2 separate regions of the Homo sapiens genome follow, and region 2 is linked to region 1. Evidence: chromatin loops called from intact Hi-C (ENCODE). Cell type or tissue: heart right ventricle. All regions are shown on one strand.

Region 1 (8,000 bases):
ATGATTGACAGGGGAGCAGAGAACTTTTCTTTAGAGAACTCTAGGAATCTTTAAGCCCATCCTCTTCATCTCTGTGTGATTTAGACCCAGCTATTTGTGAGGATCCCTTTCTGACCACGTTATTTTCCAAAGGAGCAACAGGTAATGCAATGGCCTTGGAAAGTCTTTGGATGCTTATAAAGGAAGAATTGTGGAAGAACTCTCTTTCACATCACCAAAAAAACCAGTCATCTGAAGTGTTGCTTCCTAAGAATGTGGAGCAATCAATAAACCCCCTTGGAGTATCTTACATGTCGACACTCCCTTGGCCTTGATAACATCTGCCCTCCAAAGGCATTTGGCGTGCATCTGTTGAACACATTTGTATGGATTGTCACTGGGTCTTCGCTGCAACCTGGCAGGATTGGACGCCATCCTTCGTTCCCAGGCCTCATGAGAATCGAAACATCCAACATCTCTCAGGCACCTCTCAAATACCAGAGGTCCCCGACTCTCTTTATGTTCCCAAGATCTTTACTCATGCTTTCCCCTCAGCCTAGAATATTCTTCACCTAGTTAAACAGTACTCGGCCCAGACATTCTGATGCAGAATGTTCTGTGCAGATTTTCTCTGGCTGACTTCCCACTCCCCCTCCCCAACTAGAAAGAAGCCCATGTCACCTGTGTTTGCCACACTGTTTCCCCATGTGTTTTCAGGGTGTAATGTCATGTTAATCTGTGTTTGGTTAGGTGAGGAATGTGTGTGTCTACCTCTGGAGCAGGGGTCTACAAATACTGCAGGCCATGGTTAGGGTGGGGGAGGGGATTTCCCGAGAGAAAGTATCTGTGCGTGGAGGTGTAGGGCAGGGGAACTCACTGCTGTGCAGAAAATAACAACTGACATCTAGTATGTTGCCTGATAGCTGAAATAAAACAAAAAAACATGAGGGGGTGAGTATTAATTGTTTTATTTTTTGTTAAATTTATTTTCTTCCCTAAGTTTGATTTATTGCACAAGCAACTTCTTAACAATCAAGGACGTTTTTTAGTGTACAGGTCAGCCAACTCTGCAGTCCATAGGTTAAACCCGGCCCACTGCTTATTTTGGTAAAGAAAGTTTTACTGGGACACAGCCCTGTGCGTTTGTTGACGTGTAGTCCTGGCTCTTTTTGCGCTACAAGGGCAGAGTTGAGTAGTGTGACAAAAACTGGGAAGGCCCAAAAGCCTACAACATTTCTATCTGGCCTATTAGGAGAAAAATTTGCCACTCCTGGGCTAGACTGTGACTCAGTGAGGAACCACGTCTGCCTCTTCACCATCAACACCTCCAGTAACCCTCACAGTGCCGGGCACAGAGTTGCATAGGTTCGGCCTTAGTCTGTTTTCTGTTGGTTATACCAGAATACTTGAAACTGGATAATTCATAAAGAAAAGGAATTTCTTTCTTACTTTGAGGGCTGAGAAGTCCAAAGTCAAGGCACTGCATCTAGTCTTTTTGCTGATAGGGAATCTCTGTGGTGTCCCAAGATGGCACAGGGCCTCATATGGCAAGAGGATTGGGTGTGTTAACATGCCAGCCCACGTCTCTCTTCCACTTCTTATAAAGCCATCAGTTCCTCTCATGACCCATTAATCCATTAACCCATTAATTCATAAATAAGTTAATCTACTCCTGATGGCAGAGCACTCTCGGTCCAATCACTTCTTAAAGGCTTCTCATCTCAAAACTGCCACATTGCGGATTAAGTTTCAACATGAGTTTTAGAGGGGAAAAATATTCAAACCATAGCAGGTTCCCTGTAAATATTTGAATAAAATTAGTGAATGAATGAATGAATGAGTAAATTGACAAATAGCTACTCTAGCTTGTTTATTTAATTTATGGGAAAACTTTTCCCTCAATACATGCAATAGTTTCTGCTCCCTGATATCTAAAACACTTGCTCCTTCACCTCTTTCAGCTCTCTTCTCAGATGGCCCCTCATCAGAGAGGCTTTCCCTGCCACACTTCACAGTACAATGTCCCCTGTCGATCTTTCTCTCTTCCCTGCGTTGTTTTTCTTCATAACACTTATTACCTGTCATTATATTGGATATGCATTTGTTTATCATCTGCCTCCCCCAAGAAGAAAATAAACACCAAGAAGCTGGAAACATCTTTTATCACCGCCACATCCTCAGTGCCTAGAACAGTACCTGGAACATAGTGGATCCCCAGTTAATTTTTTTTTCTAGCTCTGTCAGGATTAAGTTTTAGTCATGTGTGTATCATTTAGTCAGCAAATATTTGAAAATGAATGATCACATTAAGAATTGACTGCACGCAGCCTAGGATTTCTTTGTATGTACTCTAGTTATTTCTTGGATGTTAACTGCCTTCCCCCTAGATCCCAAACACTGTCTTACTGGTACTGATCTTACACCCACAAGGTATGGGTTGGTAAGAAATAGATGGCCCCGGGGATGTTGGAGTTCTCTACTGCTTGCTGATCTACCATTGCCTTTCCTCTCTCCACCAAGGGCTGGAGGCTGCCTCTACCTTAGAAGGCATTAGCAGATGTCTTTTTTATTAAAAGGGAAAGAAAGCCCATTCTGGGCATGGGTGTGGGTGTTAAAGGAAGGGAAAAGGAAGGGCAAAGGGAAGTGGATTGTGAAGCTCTGGCAGGAACGTTTTGTATGTTGTTTCTTGGACATCTTGTATTTTTTTTTTTGACCCCTTAGCAGAAGCATTCCCAGGAATAGAAACTGGATTTTCTGTTCATATTAGACATCCAAGACTGTGGCTGTAAGCTATGCAGAGAATGGTGGAGATGGCTTTCTTTCTTTTCCAAATGACTCTCCAGAGAAATAAATACCTGAGAATTAAAGTTCTGTAGGCCACAAAGAAGATTTTTGTGAACTAAATAGGATTCAGCAATCCTTTACAGACAGTGCAATTTGGGATGATCTATTTATATTGAGAAACTGATAAGTTCACTCAGGGGAAGGCTAAGTTGGCTACAATTCTAGCCAACACTTCATATGCTGAGACTGACCTGGGAGCTTTGGCTTATTTCTGCTGTTTCATTTTTTAAGATTTTCTTTTAGTAACACATGTGGACTGAGAGTGACCCCTCAATGGCATTCAGGACAACCAAGGCCAAGTAGAAAAATTTTCTAGTTATAGTCCTCATTACATTCTTGTTACCAACACTAATCTTTTGAAAAAGCAAAAAGTTTTAAGAATTATTGTATGAGCCATATATAGCTTTGGAATTAGATAGAAATGGGTTCAAATTCTGGTCCTATAAATTACTGGCTTAAATGTGACCTTTAAAGTCTCTTGGCCAAAGTTTCCTCATGTGCAACTTGGGAAGTAAATCATGCCATTGACCACATGGGGCTGCTGTAAGAATTAAATGAGAATGTATGTCATGCACTTAGCACAGCCAGCACCCCGAAGGGCTGGGGTTGATGACAGCAGTGATGTTGCCTGTTCATGGCAAACTGTCCTTACAGCTGAGGGAGATGCAAGAGAAGTCTGGGTCACACACCACAGCCCTAATTTGAGAAACTGGTCTGTGACAGTTGGCAATTATGAGTTTGAATTTCCATAATGGATTGGAATTTCTCTCATCTTTGCATTTCAAAGCCAAGGGCAAGGAATAGTTATTATTTTCTCATAGTAATTCTTGTAAACAATTCCTGATGTGCAAGGTAGGTCAACAAATTACATGGAACCATTCTTGCATAAGGCAGTTTCTCACAATGACGTGCTGTTTGGGTGTCTTTAGAGTAAACTTGAAAGAAGTTCTCCTTCTTTGTGTTTTGCTTCCACATGGCATTGCATTCACACACACACACACACACACACACACACACACACAATTGCCATGAAAGTAGAGACTTCTGCTTTGAGTTCCTCTATAGGTTATGTCTACATCAGCATCTGTTGCACAGTAGTAGCTCAATAACTATTAGTGGAATGAATAACTGAGTCTATTTCACATTAAGTCAATTTCTAGAAGTCAAGAGCTAGAAGAAACAAAACCCGGAGGGACTAAGGAATTCCTCTTCATTTTCCATGGATACCATTCCAATCATAAATGGGCTTTTCCCAAGGCTCTCTCCGCAGCCTATCACTTCTCTGGAGCCTGAAACCCAGATAGCCAATTACATAAAGCACACACTGGATAACTCCACTTGGGTGGCACATGGGCACTTGGAATTCTAAGTGGAGAAGGAGGAGGCCCTTTTTCCTCCTCCTTTGTTCCCTCACCATCATTGTGCAAGCTGGAAACCCTTGACCCTTCCTGCTGCCTGGCACCTTGCATCTGCTATCCTGGCACTTCCCTACAGTCCCTCCCTGGTTTAGACATCCCTCTTCTCTCACTCGGAACTTCTAGCAACTACTTCAGTGGTCCCTATACCCCTAATCATTTCTTCACCATGAACAGTGACTCGTCTAAACAGCAACCCCTAATAAACTTAAAAGCCAAGTCTCCTTGGCCAAGTTCACACAATCACATGAGCTGTGGTCCAGCCACAGCCCAGAACTGCAAGCCTCACCCTATTCCCTGCAGAGCTCCAAAGCTGCCCTGTTGCTTCTCTCTAGGTCTGCAAACTGGCTCTCTTTTCTGCCTGGAAAGCACTCGGTTCTCCCAGCCTTTGGTTAGCTCAAGTCTCCTGCTTTGGATATTTACATAGAATTTAAGTGAATGCATATTTCAAGATCTCATTCCATATTGACCCTCCAGTGAGCCTCTCTCTGCAAATGAGCAATTTTGGATTCTCCGGGAAGTTCAAACAGCCTTTTTGTGTTTGTAAACATGGGTAGTTTCACTGACTTCTCCTACAGGTTGGATTACACAAAAAACATGTTTTCAAGCGCTTGGCCTCAAGTTTATTTTCTAGGCTGATTTTTGAAGGACTTTATCTGGCCTCCTCTTAACCTTCCCCACCCCCAAGTCTGGCTTCCATCCTTATTGCTCTGCTACAAATGTTCTCTCGAAAGTCACAACTTTCTCCATTGCCAAAACCAATGAACTTTGCTCCTTCTTCATTCTTTCTGACTGGCGGCTACTTGAACACTTGGCCAGGCTGCTGCTGCTTCAAATTCTTTTCTCCATTGGTTTCTGCGGTTTTTTATTCCAATTTCTCCCACAGTTCATCTGCTTTCATCCCCGTATCCTTTTCCCTTTCCCATCAACTACTAGCAATTCCCAAGGATTAGTTCCTGGCCCTTTTTTTTTTTTTTTTTTTATCTTTCCTCTCTCTCACCTTAGATTGTTCATCCTCGCTTACGACTTCAACAGTCATCTCTAAGGTTTGACTCCTAAATAATCTAACTTTGGAGGTGCTCTCTTGCCAAATCCACAATGCCATTGCTCTGACAGCCTCTGGATTCCTAATTCATGCCCCCTCAAACCAAATTCATCATATTCCTGCCAGAAACTGGCTTCCCTACTCCCCACCAGCTACCCTACATTTCTTCTCTGTTTTGATACCATCAGTAGCCCAATACGGGGTTAAAACCTTATTGTTACCTCTAAGTCGTCTTCTTCATCCCCATTTTCATTCTGTTGCCAAGTCTAGCATATTTTTCCTTGCGGTGATTCACTATATCTCCCCACTTCTCTTTGTCCTCATTATTTCTCCCCATCAATCCCTGTCTCCACATTTTTCTTCAGTGACACCAGCCACTCCACTCCCCTTCAAACATGATGTAGTCATTCTTGGAAGTATTTTCTCATATCTCCCCCATCCAGAATGTTTTTTCCTCCCCTTTTGGCCTCCTGAATGAGACCCCATCCTTTAAAGGCCACCGCAAACCTAAATTCCATCATGTAGCCACGTTTTTCCAACCCTCAGGCCTTTGCGCACATTGGTCCCTTCATCCAGAATGTCTCCTAGCCTCTCTAAGCCCCATTCATTTAAGAAATATATGTTGAACATTCCTTATGGAGAAGATACTGGACTGTGCACTGAGGATTTCTGAGTGAATAAGACCTAGCATATTCTTATAAGGGTATTCAGCTCAAGATTCCTCTCTTCTGAGATGTTTTTTCCCTATGGCCCCACAGGCTAAACTATCAGCTTCCTCATCTGTGAGTCTCAGTACCATCTTACAACCTGTCCCTTAGGTTTTGAATTCATATTGCTTGAGTCTAAGAATGAATATCTCCCTTCTGACATCTAGCTCAGTGCATGATAGTTATTTCTTTAGATGACTGTGTCTTTTACTAGAATGTGAATCTCTTGAAATGATACCTTCTTACTCTTGTGTCTTTAACATGCATAATGGCAAACAAAGTGTAAGTGCTCAATAACTATTTGAGCAGAAGAAGAAATAAATAGATGGATATATGGTTGGATGGGTGGATGGTTAATTGGTTGGATCGATGGATGGATAGGAAGATAGATGGATTGATGAATGGACAGAGATAGATAGACAGACAGACAAGTAGATGGACAGATGAATAGATGAAAGGATGGACAGATGGACAAATGGATGGATAGGTGGATCAATGGATGGAAAATGGGACAGATGAATGGGCAGCTGCATTGGATAGTTGGAAGGATGGACAGATGGATGCATGGATGAATGAGTAGACAGAAGGACTGGATAAACAGGCAATTCTTTCTTGGATGTCTATTTGGATGGATAGACAGATGGATGGATGGATGAAAAACACTCCCAGTTATAAGACACTGTTCAGATCTATAATGATTAGGAAAGAAGGTTATAGTTAATTGACTAATCATATCCAACAGTGGGCTAGCATATATCTCATACATAGACTGCCAATTTTCTAAAAATTAATAGAATGCATTTAGAACAAAAGCTATACTGAACAAGATTTATATGTGGTGATTCTGAAGATCCTTAGAAACTTTAGCATTTCCAGGACCTCATTAAGAATCACTTAGGGGTATATAGACTGGCGTAAACCATTTGAAATGCTGTAAAGTGAGGTTTTTCATTTAAACTAACTATGTGATATAAACACCTATATCTACATGTAGACCATTTCTCTAATGATTTGGATTTCTAAAATTGACAACATGAAAGAGCTTCTCTACATTAATATCTTAACGGTATTTGGCAAACATCTGGCAAAATTATAAGCCATTTGTCTATCTCTCTCAGATGTCTTATTGACATGTGGATGGCTCAGGCAGAAATCCATCACGTATATTAAGCAATCTCAGAAAACGTTGAATCCCAAGGACATGAGCGTGGCCATAAATGTTCACTAAGCCAAGTTCAGACAGACAGTCCTAACATTAGAGGTGAACCCACTGGAAGCTTAATAACTGACAGTTTCCATACTCTGTCTTCCCTTTAATCTCTAGTTATAGAGCACCAGGCTGGAATGCTGGTCTCATCTTGGATAAAAATTCTTTCCTCCCTCCCTCATTTTTTCCTTCCTTGGTTTCTTTCTACCTTCCTTCCTCCACTGCTGCCTTAGCATTTCACATCTCAAAGCTTTTGTGTATATTAAATCCTTATATTCTATATTATATATCATGTGCATTTCATTTATTGAAGGGAGAACCCCTCATGCTTTATTTGACTCTGTTTCTTTAGTGGCTACAGGACTCAATAAATGTTTGGTGAATAAACAAATTGGTATAGGGCTCCCACTATTTTTGTTCATGTTACATTGTGTTGCAATCATGTATATATCTAAATATATATGAGATCCTGTGTGCAATGAACAAAAACTGATGTCCTCATTTTTCAGATAAGGAAACTGAGGCTCAGAGACATTAAGAGACTATCCTGAGCTTACATAGTTAGTACAATAAATGACGAGCTAAAATGCAGGCCTTTGAAATTTTATCCCAGGGTCCTTCCATTTGTCCATTGTTTCTTTCATATTATTTAAGACCTATGGGGAACAGTGCCATAATTTCTGTGTGTTGTAACAGATGTGGGTGGGATCTTTGAGTGGTAGGAATGACCAATTGTTTTCTTTCTTGCCTCAAATGCTGAATAGAGGGAACCATGTATTCAAATATCCTGTAGCATAAAAGGC
Region 2 (8,000 bases), 88 kb before region 1:
GCCTCTGCTGCAGCCATACGATGGTGGTCAGAATTTAACAAATGGGTGTGGTCCATCTCTGGGAATGAATGGTCAGCGGCTGCTGTATTGACACAGCATTACCATGGCAGTATAACCACTAGACACACTGTAGGGATGCCCTGTTTAGGGGGTTTCCAGGTGAGCGATGGCAGTTTTTGTGTAGGGGACAAAGAGTACACAAAAGGAATGTGCAGTGTGGTTAGCCAAGAATGTTTAACAGTATAAAATAATAAAGCAATATTAAAAAAATAATAGGACAAAATAAAATAATGTCTTTGGAAAACAGTCTTATTGCTCATAGCTAAAATTTAATGCAAAATTTTGGCCTTAATCATATTTTACATTTCAACTTTTGTAGCTTTTGAGGAATGTGAAGTCTAGAGTGAGAATGCTGGGATGTGAATTCTAGCTAGACTACTTATAAGCTTGGTGCAACTCTCTCTTTTCTCATCTGGAAAAATGGGGGTGATATTACCTACCTCATGGTATTGTTGTGAGGATAAAATGTTTTTACTATGTATAAAGCATATAGAATAGTACCTAGCACATAGTAAGTGATAAGTACTAAGTGGCACATACATGCTTAGTTATTGTTTTGTTTTGTTTTGTTTTTGTTGAGACGGAGTTTCACTCTTGTTGCCCAGGCTGGAGTGCAGTGGCGCGATCTAGGCTCACTGCAACCTCTGCCTCCCGGGTTCAAGCAATTCTCCTGCCTCAGCCTCCCGAGTAGCTGGGATTACAGGCTTTACAAGCATGTGCCACCACACCCAGCTAATTTTGTATTTTTAGTAGAGACGGGGTTACTCCATGTTGGTCAGGCTGGTCTCAAACTTCCAACCTCAGGTGATTCACCCACCTAGGCCTCCCAAAATGCTGGGATTACAGGCGTGAGCCACCGCTCCCAGCCTATCGTTTGTTTTATCATTAAGTTATTATAATGACTTTTGCACACAGTGATGTAACATCAATTATAATCTTAGTACTGTTCTTGTAGTGTTCTTTCTGCAGTTCTCCATTCTTTTCTATCAAAATAACACTGCCTCTTTCCTTCAAGGCTCACATTAAGACCCTACTACTCCATGGAGCCTCCCTGGATTACCCTAGTACAGAGGTTGCCAAATTGCTTCTGCAAAGAGCCACATAGTAAATATTTTAGGCTTTGAGGGCTATGTGGTCTTTGCTGCCATTATTCAACTCTGTCACTGTAGCATGAAAGGTGCTGTAGATAATATGTACAAAAATGGGAATGGCTATGTTTCAATAAAACTTTGTTTACAAAAGCAGTGGACCAGATTTGGCCCTTGATGATGTTATTCTTCTTACAACTTCTAAAACTCAGAAGCTGGTGCCCCAAAGCTCTCATGCCAAAAGTGGCAAGCCCGCTGGTTTTGCTGGGCTATGGGCCTGGGTCTGCTGCTCCACTTCCACACTGCTAAAAGAAGTTCATGTCCACCTGCCCAGGGCTCTGTGGCTTAGAAGCTTTAAGCCATGTCTGGTCATTCCTCCACCCTTCCAATCACACTCAAATCCCACTTTCCCATCATCCAAAATCAGAGAAATTAGAAGTATCCAGGTAATTGAGCTACGTCCAGAAATACCTGACGTCACACCTTGGAGAGGTTTCTGGAACATAGTCTATGCTGTTGTATCAGTTAGCTTCTTCTGCTTAACAAATAACTCAAATGCTTAATGTCTTAAAACAATAGACATTTATTATTCATTATAATTCTGGATAGGTCTTCTTGTCTTGGCTGACTTGGCTTGGGCCAGGTGGTCTAGGACGGTCTCACTCACATGTCTGGGGCCTTGGCAGGATGACCAGATCCTCTCCCCCTGTTGTTGCTCACCATTAGCCTAGCCTAGGCTTCTTCACGTGGTGGATGGGTTCCCATCAGTAAGAGAAGACAATCACCATACAATCATAGCAAGCCAACGCCACTTATCCAGTGAACCAGCTCAAACAAACACTTCTCACCCTCTGCTTGTATCACATTTGCTAATATCCCCTTGGCCAAACAAATTGCGTGACTAAGCTTGGATTCTATGGATGAAGAAATAAACTTCACCTCCTAAGGGGAGAAGTGACAAAGTCACCTTGCAAAAGGGAGAGCCTACCAGAACTTGCATTTGGTTACATACCGTCTTCTATTATTCCCTAGTTTGATGGGCAAGTCTCTTCTGACAACCTTATTCACCAATCATTCATCCTTAAGCATATGTTTGTTGAACACCTACTAAGTTTCAGGCCCTATGCCGGGTGCTAGAGATACAACAGTGAACATGACAAAGTTCCTCATGGAATTTAGTGTCTCACACAAGGGACAGATGATAATTTAAATTTGGAAAACAATAAACAGAATGGTCTAATAAAGAATAATTTAGGGGTATTCTATTTCACAGGGGTCAAGGGGGCCTGATGTGATGGGGGTCAGGTGGGATCTCATGGCTGAGGAGGAACCAGCGGTGTGAGTCATAGAGAGAAAGCATTTTAGGTCAGAAACCAAACACTTGGATTCTCGGAGCATTTCTACTTCTTCTGGCTATGTCCATTGACTTCTCTGGGCCTTAGCCTATCTGTAAAATGAAAGCAAATCCACAAGTTTGAACCCAGTACCATGTCAAATACAGACATAAAAGCAGTGAACCTAATAATGGCACTGATTTCTTGTTAGGGCTGGCTTACGTGGAGTAAGAGGTCTCCAGTGTTTGTACGTCCAAGTGTGGAGTAGAGGGAAGAAGAAAACTACCCTTGTTGGGTGCCTTCTGTACACTAGGCATTTGGGCTTTTTTTTTTTTTTTTTTTTTTTTAACCCATAGCGCTTTTATTTCTCACAACAGCTCTGCAAGGTAGGCTCCGTGACCCACATTTTATAGATGAGGTAACAGAGGGTCCGAGTAGTTAAGGAACGTGGCCAAGGACACACAGCTAGCCTTTGCTAGAGCTGGGATTCAAATCCTTTTCCTGTTAAAAAAAACACCCCACTGCTTCAGCCACACTTAGACAGAAGGTCTGAAGCAGTGGTGTGTTATGGTCTAGAGTGGGGGTTTCATAGGCCACCAAATTTAAAACTAACAGATAGGGGCATATTTTTAAAAAACATATTGTCTTGATCATTTCATAAAAGAAATGACATCTCTGCGACAAAAAATTAAAAAAGGAAGCGCTTACAAGGCAGTCAGTCTTTCCCAAGAAGGGACAGTTAGCAGGCAGAACCCACACATGGGCATGTTCCCAGATGCAGCTTTGTCCTTGCTCTCTACATTTTGCCTTTGATGGGTGGAAACTTCCTATCCCTAAGCCAACCTTTGGGGGCCACAATCCAGCCTGTCCTGCAGAAGGCCCCAGGGCGAGGCCTGGCACAGCCGTGATGGCGTGTCTTCTCCACAAGGGCGCAGAGGAAATGCTTGCTGAAGGTCACATTGGTAGCCTTCTATTTAAAGCAGTCTTTTAAGAGTTTAAACTCCACTAGCCCCCTCAGTCCCTCAGGGCTAATTTTGTCCATTTTTCTCATCTGCCTTTGTTTTGCTAGCCTCTGAAGAGAGGGAGGCCCTCATCTCCATGACAGCGTTCGGCTGCTGGGCTGGGTTTTCCTGGCAGACAGCAAGCAGAATGTTCAGTCACAAAAAGTTTTGCAATCAGGAAGATGGATGTCTGCACTTAATTTTAGAACTTCTATTAAATACTTTAAATGAGCTTAATGATTTTATTTGACCAAGGCCATTTAAAACCACATTGTTGTTTTTAATTGGAGTGGATAAACATGAACATGATGCTGTCTTTGGAGAATATTTTTAGCTTTCCTCACTCTGATAGTTGCTTCTGTTTTAGGGGTTTGCTGCAGTATTGATCCCAAAGAACAAAATAACATATCCAAAACAATAACAAAAACAGGACACTCTGTGTACCACTCTGTGATAGCTGAATGAATTATGAAACCTGCCATAAACTTCATTACTATATTGGATCACACAGAGTAGTTTCCCTCATAGACCCAAAAAGCGTCCCTCTGTTCCCTGTTGCTATAATCTGCCAACCATGGAGGATTTACATGTTTCCTCATTCATTCATCAGACATTTATTAAGTGCCTTCCATGAGACAGCTCCAGGATATAGAAATGAAAGTTTTGTGTATATTTTTTCCAATGCTGAATCCCATTGCCTAAAAAATACAGAGAACCAGGCCTGTCCAATAATAGGGATGTAACTGGCTCAAGCCCAGCTGCTGGCTGCTTGGAGGCAGAAAACATGAGAAGCTAGGTGTGGTAAAAGGATTTAAATTCTGGCTTTTGGGGAATGACCAGGCTCAAGTCTTTGAAAGACCATTCCAAACTTTAGGCTGTGGAGAGGGGCTTAAAAAGGGGAACGTGGAGGAGGGGTGGGAGCATGTGGGAGTGGTGCTGGGTGCAAGGTCTGCGTGTTCAGTTCCGGAGGCCGTGTTGAGTCACGGTCCACCTGAAGCACAGCGTGCCATCATTTCAGCAATGCCCGGGTTGTAGACTAACCCTTTTGAGGTAATCTCTGCAATTTCACAGCTGGGTCTCCATACCTGGTTTGTTTAAAAATTAGCTCCTGGAACTTCTAAGTAAGTGCCTAATTAGATAAGCTAGTAGTTCAAGAGAGTGTCTGGTAGGAAGGGAGGAAAACAAAAAGTTTTTAAGTACGTTTTAATGCTGAGAGCAAGAAAAGAAAAAAAAAGTTTTAAAATGCAATTTTAAAGCTAAGCTCCTCGATTACAGGTAAATGGTAAATATTCATTGGATGGATGAATGAATGAGCAAGGAAACAGTGTGGCATGTGCTGTGACAATTGTAGCTAAGGGTTTGATGGGCACAGAGAAGGAGTCTCGGATCCCTCTGACACATTCATGGAAGGCTTTTATAGAAGATGTGATTTTATAGATGTGTAAGCATTTTCCAGATGAGGAAGGGGAGAGGAGTGTTCCAGGCAAAAGTTGAAGATGGGGCTGGAAGGCAAGAGGACTCAGAATAAAATTGCCTATATAGAGTTACATGGAAAAATGGAAATCTATCCATTCTGTTAACATTTATTTTGCATAACCCTATATAAACAACTAGGGATCCATAGGATATTAAAGACACTCAAAAGGACTCAATAAATACCATTTCCTCAGAGAAGCCTTCCTTTGGAACCCCCAGGTTAGGTCCCCCTCTTTTACATTTGCTGTTGTTCGCCTTTGTAGCACTTAACACAATTGAAATTAAGTCATTATTACCAAGTCATTATTACCAAGTCATTAGTTTAATGTCAGCTATAAACTCCAGGAGGGCTGGGCAGGTCTCTCTTGTCACAGCCTTATTACTAGGGCTTTGCATAGTGCTAGGGAGGCGGCACATAGTAGGACGTTAATGTATATATGCTTTTATCATAAGTTATATCTAATTATACAGTAATTAGTGTAGTTATAAATAACGCATAATAAGATATAATTGTATAATAATGCAAATAGTATATTACTTTCATACATTTTATCTAATTATATAATGAATTGCATCTAATTACATAGGGCTTGGGATGATACATTCATGTAAACATTCATGGAATTATATATAAACAGGACAAGGTCTTTGGTGACCAAAGTCTAGCTCATTTCTTAGTAATTTCTGCCTTCTACCTCAGTTAACCTTCATTGCAAAACGTATGTCCTCTCTGATACTATCTTTAGGCAAACTCTTAAGAACTAGTGCCTGGAATGATATACTGACGTGGAAGAGTACTGAGGGCTGTTAGTGCTTTAAGAAAAATCTCAGCTTAGAGAATCTACCTCCATATCGAGGAACCTCAAGACAGCTGAAATGACAATCTACCTTTTCCTAGTAATAATTCCTACGGAAGGAGAAAACACTTTTCTTCTTCTAACAAATTGAGAACTGATTTTGGATTGAAAAAGCAGAAAAATCTGTCTTTTTTTTTTTTTCCTTCTGGTGTATGGATAAACAGGAAGTTGGGGGCGGGGGGAGTGAATTCTGAATTAGCCCGCAACTCTGCGTGTTTTTTTTTTTTCCTTGAGTTGGCGTGGTAAAAATAGTTTATTTAATTTGGTGGTTTTAAGAGGCTTATAAATTTTTTAATGGTTAAACGTTCAGGAATGCTTGTGTAGATGCTTACTTTGCTTGTTGTTTGAAAATATCTAGAACACTTTCATTTGCTGTTTTTGTTATAACAAACTAAAGGTCTGCTATTATTGCAATTATCCTCTTTGTTTCTCCACCTTTTACTAGAAAAGTTAAGAGAGCTTTCCATATTTCCTTCTCCTGGGTGGATGCCTGTAAAGAGGTGATATGAAATGAAATTGTCTGGAAAGGCTTTCCTTCTTCATCAGCCCCCCTCTACCTTCTCATTGTCAGGGCAGGGCTCAGAGCCCTTGGTCTTCCCACTCTCTACAGTTGCCTCTCTCCCCACCCGCGTACCTATGTAAAACCATGGAAATAATAAAACTGTCTTATATCTTACATTCCTATAGCCTTAGTGTTTCTAATGCATTTTCATGTATGAAATTAAATTAAGCCAGGCTTAGCTGAAGTAAAAGTAAACCCCCACAAGGTACAATGTTTGCTACAGGACTTTTTTCTCACATCAGCTCTTGACTGGCAGCCTTCTCTTCTCCACACAGTGATTAGGACTCCTGCCAGTGCTGCAGCTTGTCATCCTCTTAGGTTCTTAGCATCATCTTATTCTAGCTACTGGAATGAAAAGAGAGCGTGGGGGAGGCAGTACACCTGCTTCTTAAAAGCCCCGGCCAAGAATGGCATACCTCATTGGCTAGAATGGGACACGTGACCAAAACCAACTGCAAAGTCGACTCAGAGATGTAGTCTAGCCATGTGCTCAGGTACAGACCTACTTTTAGGGAAAGAAATTATGGATTTGGTGAAGAGCTAAGTTTCTACCATAGGTTTTTTTTATTTGATCCTCATCATATTTAGAGAAGTAGGTGGAATCGATTGTTTCCCCCTCCATTTCACAGATGAGGAAACTAAGAATTTATGAGAGCAGATTCTACCATCTGTGGTTTTGATTTATAATGTGATTCTGTTACTGAAATGGTTACTGTGAGAACCTCCTTAAATACATTTCTGTAAGGTTCCCTGAAATTTATCAAACTATCTTTTCAAGGCCTCTGATTCTAAACATCCCCATATTCCTAGTTCATTCAGCTTTGACATTTTGAGAAACTGGGAAAGCCTTACCCAATAGAGGTAGACCTTTATCAGGGGTTAGATTCCAGTGTCATCACACAAGGCAAAGATTACACGTAGACAAAATTACCCCAGAAAATCCCTTTGAAAAGCACACTGCTGGAGACTGACATATGTCTCTCATTAGGACCTACAAAGCCAGTTCTTGCCATAGCTCTGGAAACAGATCACTCCATGGAACACCAGATGAAACAGTTGTTTTCTGTTCTCTTGTTGTATCAAATATGTGTCCTTAAGCACAACAGTCATACCAGCACAACGCAATGCTTATGTCCTGAAAACCACGCATCCCTCTCATTGTCTTCTTGTCACTATCTCCTACCATAATAGTTTCTTTGGGATTAGAATTTCTCTTGTGCCTTTTAGGAACTATGTCTTTTTGTTGTTGTTGTTGTTATTGAGTATTTTTCCACTTCAGAAAGGAAGATTAAATGTGTCATATGGATAAGCAACACCAGAAGGGAAAATTTTGTTCTATGGACCCTAGAACTCATCCCTGAAAAAAAAAAAATAGAGGGAAATAAAACTCTGTGTGCATCTCTGCCTGTACAAAGCTAGCATTGTCTGGGGTGAAGGGGAAAAGCTGGGGTTCTGGCAGGCCGGCCCCATTAGAGCCTTGTTTCTTGTTCCATATTGAAAAGATGACATTCCTTTGCTAGCAGCGTCCTGCCTGGATTTCTGGCAGCAGTTCTGTGGCTAGCACTATTCCTGGGGCATTTTTGTTGGGGTTGGTTTTGTTTTATTTCAAAAGCAGCAAAATG

Evidence for each region. Peaks named below come from ENCODE experiments on the same cell type or tissue, not always from the same donor. Only the 100,000 strongest peaks of a DNase experiment are listed, where the experiment ranks them.
Region 2: it touches region 1 in a loop (1.8-fold over the local background); 4 of 110 quality-filtered maps call a loop at or near these places.

The regions. Positions count from the first base shown.
Region 1 is chr3:25,553,329-25,561,328 of GRCh38, forward strand. The region is part of intron 3 of RARB (retinoic acid receptor beta); the gene reads left to right. Among named protein-coding and RNA genes, the nearest start is that of TOP2B, 110 kb to the right of the region's middle. In heart right ventricle, no CTCF peak of the experiment used is centred here; no DNase peak of the experiment used is centred here; H3K27ac peaks cover 3,844 bases.
Region 2 is chr3:25,465,568-25,473,567 of GRCh38, forward strand. The region is part of intron 2 of RARB (retinoic acid receptor beta); the gene reads left to right. Among named protein-coding and RNA genes, the nearest start is that of RARB, 41 kb to the left of the region's middle. In heart right ventricle, a CTCF peak has its summit at 3,408; a DNase peak (open chromatin) is centred at 3,564; H3K4me3 peaks cover 828 bases; H3K27ac peaks cover 248 bases.